Regions from separate parts of the Homo sapiens genome. Here regions 1 and 3 are each linked to region 2. A link is a contact called in ENCODE Hi-C or POLR2A ChIA-PET data. All regions are on one chromosome and are shown on one strand. The core of a region is the stretch at or near the end of the contact, and the rest is flanking DNA. Distances in the headings are between cores, read along the strand shown. Region 1 overlaps SENP7 (SUMO specific peptidase 7). Region 2 overlaps SENP7 (SUMO specific peptidase 7). Region 3 holds the start of TRMT10C (tRNA methyltransferase 10C, mitochondrial RNase P subunit).

Region 1 (2,700 bases), core at 59-2,558, 87 kb before region 2:
AAAAATAAGCCCTTAACTATAGAAAAACAAAGACAAGAATTGTATCTCATTTCTCAGAAACCATGCAAGTAAGAACACTGTGGAGTGAAATCTTTTAAGTGTTCAGAGAAAAAAAACCTACCAATAAATAAATAAAGTACAAAGTTGCAGGATTAATACTCTCTGATTTCAAAACTTTCTGTAAAGCTACGGTAATCAAAACAGTGTGGTACTAGTATAAAAACAGACACATAAACCAACAGAACAGAATAGAGATCCCAGAAATAAACCCTCAAATACATGGTCAAATGATTTTCAACAAGGGTACCAAGACCATTCAATGAGGAAAGGGCAGCCTTTTCAACAAATGATGCTGGAAAAACTGAATAGCCACATGCAAAACAATGAATCTGTACCCTTACCTAACACCATATACAATAATTAACACAAAATGGATCAGAGACCTAAGCATAAGGCATAAAGCTATTTTGAAAATTCTTGGAAGAAAACATAGGGGAAAATCTTCACATTAGATTTGTTAACATTTCTGAATATGACAACAAAAGCACAGTCAACTAAAGAAACAGATTACGTAGACTTCATCAGAGTAAAAAGGCAACCCACAGAATGAGACGAAATATTTGCAAATCCCATATCTATTAAGGGATCAGTATCCAGAATATATAAAGAAATCCTACAACTTACAAAAAAAATCCAATTCAAAAGCAGGCAAAGTACTTGAATAAACATTTCTCTAAAGAAGACATATAAATGGCCAACAACACGAAAAGATGTTCAATATCACTATTCATTAGGAAAATGAAAATCAAAATCACAATGAGATTCCACCTCACATGCATTAGGATGGTTATTATCAAAAAAACGAAAACAAGTATTGGCGAGATATGGAGTAACTGGAACCCTTGTGCACTGCTGGTGGCAATGTAACATGGTGCAGCCACTATGAATAATAGTATGATGTTTCCTCAAAAAGCTAAAAATAGATTGCCATATGATCCAGCACTTCTACTTCTGGATATATACCCAAAAGAACTTAAAGGAGAGATACAAACACACACTGAACACCCATGTTCATAATGGCATTACACACAATAGCCAAAATGTAGAAGCAACACCACTATCTATCAACAGATGAATAGAACAAAATTTAGTTGATACATAAAATGGAATATAGTCAGCCTTAAAAAGGAAGAACATTCTGACACATGCTGCAACATAGATGAACTTTTAAGACACTATGCTAAGCGAGATAAGTCAGTTAGCAAAGGACAAATACTGTGATTCCACTTATTTAAGGTACTTAGGGTCATGAAATAAATCATAGAAACTGAAAGTAGAATGGTGGCTGTCAGGGTTTAGGGGGAGAGAGGAATGAGGAGTTCCTGTTTCATAGATACAGAGTTTCAGTTTGGTAAAAATGAAAAAAGTTCTGAAAATGAATGGTGGTAATGGTTGTACAATAATGTGAATGTACTTAAAATAGATTAAAGTCCCTATTATTCAAAATGAGAACACAGATACTAATTAACTTTGGACTTTGATAGGTCTATCAAGTATATTATAATTTATAGAAAACTATTTAAAAATAGAAAGAGTCTAAATCTTCTAGAACGTAAAGCAAACCACCGCCCCCCCCCCCACACACACACACAAAACAAAACATAACTAATTTTTAAAATACAAGAATGGGTGGGGCACAGTGGTGCACACCTATAGTGTGCTACTTCGAAGGCTGACTTGAGGCCAGGAGTTCAAGGCTGTAGTGCACTATAATCATGCCTGTAAATAGCCACTGCACTCCAGCCTGGGCAACATAGCAAGACCTATCTCTAAAAAAAAAAAAAATACAAGAAAGGAAAAAAAGTCAAGCAGACCAAATAAAAAGCATAAAGAAAAATAGTAGTATAAAATATAAACAGACTATGCCTTATAGTTAAAAATAAATGTAGACTGAATGTAAAAAGAGAAGTATCCAGATACATACTATTTACTGGCAACACATATAAAATGAAAATGTCCAAAGGAGCATTGTTTATGAGAGAAAAAAAACTGGATACAATCCAAACTCCATCAATAAAAAGTAGGTAGATCTATTTTTAATATTAATACAATAAATACATAAGTAAAACTGGATGATCTCTAGCTCTATGCATCAACATGAATGAATCTCACAAAAATGTTAGGCAAAAAAAATGCATGCCATGTAATACATATTGTTCAGTAACCTGAATCATTTTTCTAAAGTTCACAATTATATAAAACTTAAAATTCAGAAAAGTGGTTAATTCTAAGGCGAATGCATGGGAATGGGACAGAATGGGCAAAGTGGGGAACACAGAAGGCTTCGGTGATGCTGATAATAGTCTATTTTTTAATAGAAGGTGAACATTTGGGTGTTTATTTTAACATTATGTTTTTTAACTTAAATGCATCTCATATATATTAGACCTGTGTTATAGTTCTACCTCTGCCACTTAATCTCTTTGAACCTCAAAAAGTTTCCACATTTATAAAATAGAAATATTAACTGCTCTCCTATCTATCTCATAGGCCTAAAGTAAAGATTAATATCAAAAGAGGATAGTGTGAAATGAATAAAAATAACACTATTTTTCATGATTATAATCATTTAATCCAGAAAAATATTTAGATGAAAGCATATCAAAATATTATCAATGCTTATTATTGAGGAATGGATTA
Region 2 (2,700 bases), core at 154-2,653:
GGTAAATTGGAAGAAAACAGCTGTTGAAATAAACACAGACACTAACAAAAAGACATGAGAAACATGAAAAAGCAAGGAAACAAGACACCTCCAAAGAAACAAAATAATTTTCCAATAAGAGACCCATAAGAAAAGGAAATGTATGGAATGCTGGAAAAAAAATCAAAATTCTGATACAAAAGAAACTAAGTGAGATATTTTTTAAAAAGTAAATAATCCAAAAAATTATGAAAACAATTTATGATCTCGATTAGAAATTCAACAAAGATTGATATCATTTAAAACGTCCTACAACTGAAGATTTCAATGAAATATAAAATACAGTTGAGAGCCTCAACAATAGACAAAATTAAGCAGAAGAATTTCTGAACTTGAAAACAGATTTTTAAAAAAATAACCCATTCAGACATAACAGTAAAAAACAACTTTAAAAAATGAAGAAAGCCTACATAACATATGAGATGCCATAAAGCGACCAAATATTCAAATTATGGGAGTTTCAGAAGAAAGAGAAATGGAAGAAAACATTTGAAAAAAATAATAGCTGAAAACTTCCCAAGTCTTGCAAAAGACAAAAACATGAAGATACAGGAGTACAAAATTCCTCAAATAGATTCAATCCATAAAAGGCTTCTACAAGGTATATCATAGTCAAACTGTGAAAAGTCAAAGACACAATTCTAAAAATAGCAAGAAAAATATCAAATCACACATAAGAAAATCCCCATAAGATTAAAAACAAATTTCTCAGCAGAAACCTTACAGGCATATGATGATATATTACAAGTGCTGAAAATAAAATGTCAGTCAATAATACCAGATCCACAAACCTATCCTTCAAAAATGAAGGACAAATAACATCTTTCCCAGACAAGCAAAAGCTAAGGGAATTTATCACACTACACTACAAAAATGCTTAATAGAGTCTTAAAACTCTCAAAGAAACACACAAAAGTATAAAACTCAATAGTAGAGCAGACACACAAATAAGACAGAGAATGGAGTCACATGTTATCACTACAAAAAGCCACAAAATCGGGCATTCCAAGATGGCTAAATAGGAACAGCTCCAGTCTGCGGCTCCCAGCATGATTGACGCAGAAGATGGGTGATTTCTGCATTTCCAACTTCGGTACCTGGTTCATCTCACTGGGACTGGCTGGACAGTAGGTGCAGCTCACAGAGGGCAAGCTGAAGCAGGGCGGGGAGTCGCCTCACCCGGGAAGTGCAAGGAGTCAGGGGACTTCCCTTTCCTAGCCAAGGGAAGCTGTGACAGGCTACGTGGAAAAATGGGACAGTCCCGCCCAAATACTGCACTTTTCCCAAGGTCTTAGCAACCAGCAGACAAGGTGATTCTCTCCCCGTGCCTGGCTCGGCAGGTCCCACGCCCACAAAGCCTTGCTCACTGCTAGCACAGCACTCTGAGATCAAACTGCAAGACGGCAGCCTGGCTGGGGGAGGGGCATCCGCCATTGCTGAGGCTTGAGTAGGTAAACAAAGTGGCCGGGCAGCTAGAACAGGGCAGAGCCCACCACAGTTCAACAAGGCCTACTGCCTCTAGACTCCACCTCTGCGGGCAGGGCATGGCTGAACAAAAGGCAGCAGACAACTTCTGCAGATGTAAACGTCCCTGTCTGACAGCTCTGAAGAGAGCAGTGGTTCTCCCAGCACAGCGTTTGAGCTTTGAGAACAGACAGACTGCCTCCTCAAGTGGGTCAATGACCCCAGTGTAGCCTAACTGGGAGACGCCTCCCATTAGGGGATGACAGACACCTCATATAGGTGGCTGCCCCTCTGGGACGAAGCTTCCAGAGGAAGGATCAGGCAGCAATATTTGCTCTTCTGCAATATTTGCTGTTCTGCAGCCTCCATTGGTGATACCCAGGCAAACTGGGCCTGGAGTGGACCTCCAGCAAACTCCAACAGACCTGCAGCTGAGGGACCTGACTGTTAGAAGGAAAACTAACAAACAGAGAGGAATAGCATCAACATCAACAAAAAGGTCATCTACACCAAAACCTCATCTGTAGGTCACCAACATCAAAGACCAAAGGTAGATAAAACCACAAAGGGGGAGAAACTAGAGCAGAAAAGCTGAAAATTCTAAAAATCGGAGCACCTCGTCTCCTCCAAAGGATCACAGCTCCTCACCAGCAACGGAACAAAGCTGGATGGAGAATGACTTTAACGAGCTGACAGAAATAGGCTTCAGAAGATCAGTAATAACAAACTATTCCAAGCTAAAGAAGGATGTTTGAACCCATCGCAAGGAAGCTAAAAACCTTGAAAAAACATTAGACAAATGGCTAACTAGAATAAAGAGTGTAGAGAAGATTTTAAATGACCTCATGGAGGTGAAAACCATGGCACGAGAGCTTCGTGACACATGCACAAGCTTCGATAGACAATTCAGTCAAGTGGAAGAAAGGGTATCAGTGATTGAAGATCAGATTAATGAAATAAAGCAAGAAGACAAGGTTAGAGAAAAAAGAGTAAAAAGAAACAAACAAAGCCTCCAAGAAATATGGGACTATGTGAAAAGACCAAATCTACATTTGATTGCTGTACCTGAAAGTGATGGAGAGAATGTAACCAAGTTGGAAAACACTCCTCAGGATATTATCCAGGAGAACTTCCCCAACTTAGCAAGGCAGGCCAACATTCAAATTCAGGAAATACAGAGAACACCACAAAGATACT
Region 3 (2,700 bases), core at 18-2,517, 95 kb after region 2:
CAGTAACTGCCCATTCTTCCCTTTCCCCAGCCCCTGGTAAACACTATTCTACTTTCTTTCTTTATGATTTGACTATTCTAGGCACTTCATATAGGTGGACTTATACAATATTTGTCCTTTTGTGCCTGGCTTATCTCAGTGTATAATGCCTCCAAAGTTTATCCATGTTGTACCATGTATCAGAACTTCATTCCTTTTTAAGACTGAATAATATTCCATTGTATGTACATGCAACATTTTTTAATCTATTCATCTGTTCATGGATATTTGGGTTGCTTCCACCTTTTGGTTATTATCAATAATGCTACAATGACATTAGAGTACAAGTGTCTGTTTGTGTCTCTGCTTTCAATTTCTTTGGGTATATTACTAGGAGTAGAATGGCTGCAGAATATGTTCATTCTGTGTTTGGTTACAAATATATGTGGAGGCTGAATTGGCCCCAAAGGCCACCAATTTACAAATGTGTTTTAATTTCATTTCACATTAAACTTTCCAAATGAGCTAGGAGGAGACAGAAACTTACCGTGGCTTATCACGTTCCAAGCATAGTGCCAGGTACTGGTGATAAACTGGTCAAAAAGATTAGGAGTTTAAAGTCCTAGCGTCAAGGAGTTTGAAGCTGAGTAAGAAGACGTGTGAAAAAAACATACTTTATTTTAGTACTCTGTCAGCAAATGTTTATAAATACAGGGCCCAAACAGAGAGTAGGTTGAAAAGAGGATTAGAAACAGTTTTTTTTTTTTTTTTTTTTTTTTTTTGAGACAGAGAGTCTTGCTCTGTCGCCCAGGCTGGAGTGCAGTGGCGCGATCTCAGCTCACCGCAACCTCCGCCTCCCAGGTTCAAGCGATTCTCCTGCCTCAGCCTCCCGAGCAACTGGGATTACAGGCGCGCGCCACCACACCTGGCTAATTTTTGTATTTTTAGTAGAGACGGGGTTTCACTATGTTGGCCAGGCTGGTCTCAAACTCCTGACCCCAAGTGATCCGCCCGCCTCGGCCGCCCAAAGCACTGGGATAACAGGCGTAAGCCAACTGGCCCGGCCCAGAAGAAGTTTTTAGGATATATGGAGGAAAACACAACACAACACAGCTACAACTCCGTGACAACTGAGAGCGTAGTCTTCGAGTACCCAGTTGCCTACTGACAGCCGTCTCCTCTAAGGCGCTTCTTTTAGCCAAGAAAGCGTTCTTTGCGTGCTGTGACGTAAAAAGCAGCGCCGGAAGGGAGAGGGCGGAACTTCCGGCTGAGCCCCAGCGACCGCTCTGGTCGGCTGTGTAGACTGTTGGGTAGGCTGCGTGCTAGCTTCGGCGCGGATCCCTGGGCGTCCGTACGTCGGAGTCCTTCGTCCTCCAGGGTCCCTGTTCTTTGCGCCAGCGGGAACCACTATCTCTGCACTCCTGGTAAGCGAGTTTCTTCTTTCGCCTAATGTGTGTGTTGGGGGTGGGAGGACGCCGGAGACGTTCCAAGATGCACTTAGTGGAGCATGTGCGTTCGGAAGGCCCACGGGTAAGAGGAAGCCCAGTGATTTTAATAAACTATAACTAGTACAGTACCTGAAACAAAATCAGTGGTTCCTGAAATGATGTACTTGATTGCTTTTTACAATTGGGGTTTTCATTTCTGTGGTATTCTAAGTCCTTGCCAGTTACAAGAATAAAACTTTTAAAACTCCTTCTGAAATCAATGTTTATTAGATTGGGGCCTGGGGACCCCAGTTAAATATTTCCGGGATTCTAAAGTAAATTGTTTTCTCTTTAAAGGGAGGCTGAGCCGGGCGCGGTGGCTCACGCCTGTAATCCCAGCACAATGAGAGGCCGAGGTGGGCGGATCACGAGGTCAGGAGATCCGAGACCATCCTGGCTAACACAGTGAAACCCCGTCTGTACTAAAAATACAAAATAGCCGGGCGTGGTGGCGGGTGCCTGTAGTCCCAGCTACTCGGGAGGCTGAGGCAGGAGAATGGCGTGAACCCTGGGAGGCGGAGCTTGCGCCGAGATCGCGCCACTATACTCCAGCCTGGAGTGACAGAGCGAGACTCCGTCTCAAAAAAAATAATAAAGGGAGGCTGAACTTTTTTTTTCTTTTTTTTTTTTTTAATGAAGGAAGCATCGATCTAGGGTATTAGAAAAATATTTGCGTGATTACTGTGAGCCAAATACTGTCAAGCATTGGATTCAATGTTAACATTATAGACAAAGTCCTTGTCCTCATGGACACTAGTTAGTCCTTACCATCTAGTGAGGCAAATAGATAACCAGGCAATTACAGTGCAGTGTTAGAAGTACTGTCATAGGCACCAGAGTGCTGTGAAAAGTAATGGTGGAATACTTGAAGTGTGAGGTGAAGAATAGCTAGAGATGCTGCTGACCTGGCCGCAATAAGCTTAGAAATATATGTTGGGAACAATACCAATGGATAGCAATATCCCTTGAAACAGAACATTGAAGGAGGATCAGATTGTGAAGCAAAGGTAGAGGGGTTATTTCGATTTGTTGCGTTTGAGGTGTTTTTTGTTTGTTTTTGTTGTTTTGAGACAGTCTTACTCTGTCGCTCACTGCAACAGATTTTGTTGCAAAATCTCGGCTCACTGCAACTTCCGCCCCCCTTATTCAAGCGATTCTTCTACATCAGCCTCACGAGTACCTGGGAAGTAGAAGAATCGCCCCACTTCAGCCTCACGAGTACCTGGGATTACAG

Evidence for each region. Hi-C counts contacts between places; a loop is a spot of excess contacts on that map. ChIA-PET counts read pairs that join two places held with the same protein, here RNA polymerase II (POLR2A). Pooled maps may share reads with other maps.
Region 1: a map of naive thymus-derived CD4-positive, alpha-beta T cell shows a loop between it and region 2 (2.2-fold over the local background). The contact joins two enhancer-like sites. A Hi-C loop is called at or near these places in 1 of 168 maps with a recorded cell type or tissue (naive thymus-derived CD4-positive, alpha-beta T cell) and 4 of 50 pooled maps. POLR2A ChIA-PET finds 5 or more read pairs at or near these places in 1 of 52 experiments (activated CD4-positive, alpha-beta T cell).
Region 3: a loop to region 2 is called in a map of naive thymus-derived CD4-positive, alpha-beta T cell, with 4 times the contacts of the local background. The contact joins the promoter of TRMT10C here to the enhancer-like site in region 2. A Hi-C loop is called at or near these places in 2 of 168 maps with a recorded cell type or tissue (CD4-positive, alpha-beta T cell and naive thymus-derived CD4-positive, alpha-beta T cell), 1 of 37 single-sample maps with no recorded cell type and 8 of 50 pooled maps. POLR2A ChIA-PET finds 5 or more read pairs at or near these places in 9 of 52 experiments (CD4-positive, alpha-beta T cell, HepG2, K562 and 6 more).

Annotation. Positions count from the first base shown.
Region 1 is chr3:101,378,808-101,381,507 of GRCh38, forward strand. The region is part of intron 6 of SENP7 (SUMO specific peptidase 7); the gene reads right to left. Among named protein-coding and RNA genes, the nearest start is that of IMPG2, 60 kb to the left of the region's middle. Within about 2 kb of position 1,309, at least 3 of the 41 ENCODE cell types and tissues checked have a DNase peak (open chromatin) inside an H3K27ac peak, as active enhancers do.
Region 2 is chr3:101,465,673-101,468,372 of GRCh38, forward strand. The region is part of intron 3 of SENP7 (SUMO specific peptidase 7); the gene reads right to left. Among named protein-coding and RNA genes, the nearest start is that of SENP7, 46 kb to the right of the region's middle. RefSeq lists enhancers at 876-1,423, 1,424-1,970. Within about 2 kb of position 1,404, at least 6 of the 41 ENCODE cell types and tissues checked have a DNase peak (open chromatin) inside an H3K27ac peak, as active enhancers do; they include CD4-positive, alpha-beta T cell, where a contact is called at or near this core.
Region 3 is chr3:101,560,601-101,563,300 of GRCh38, forward strand. TRMT10C (tRNA methyltransferase 10C, mitochondrial RNase P subunit) reads left to right here and starts at 1,268. Exons shown (of 2, transcript NM_017819.4): 1 at 1,268-1,403. RefSeq lists enhancers at 1,254-1,323, 1,334-1,403.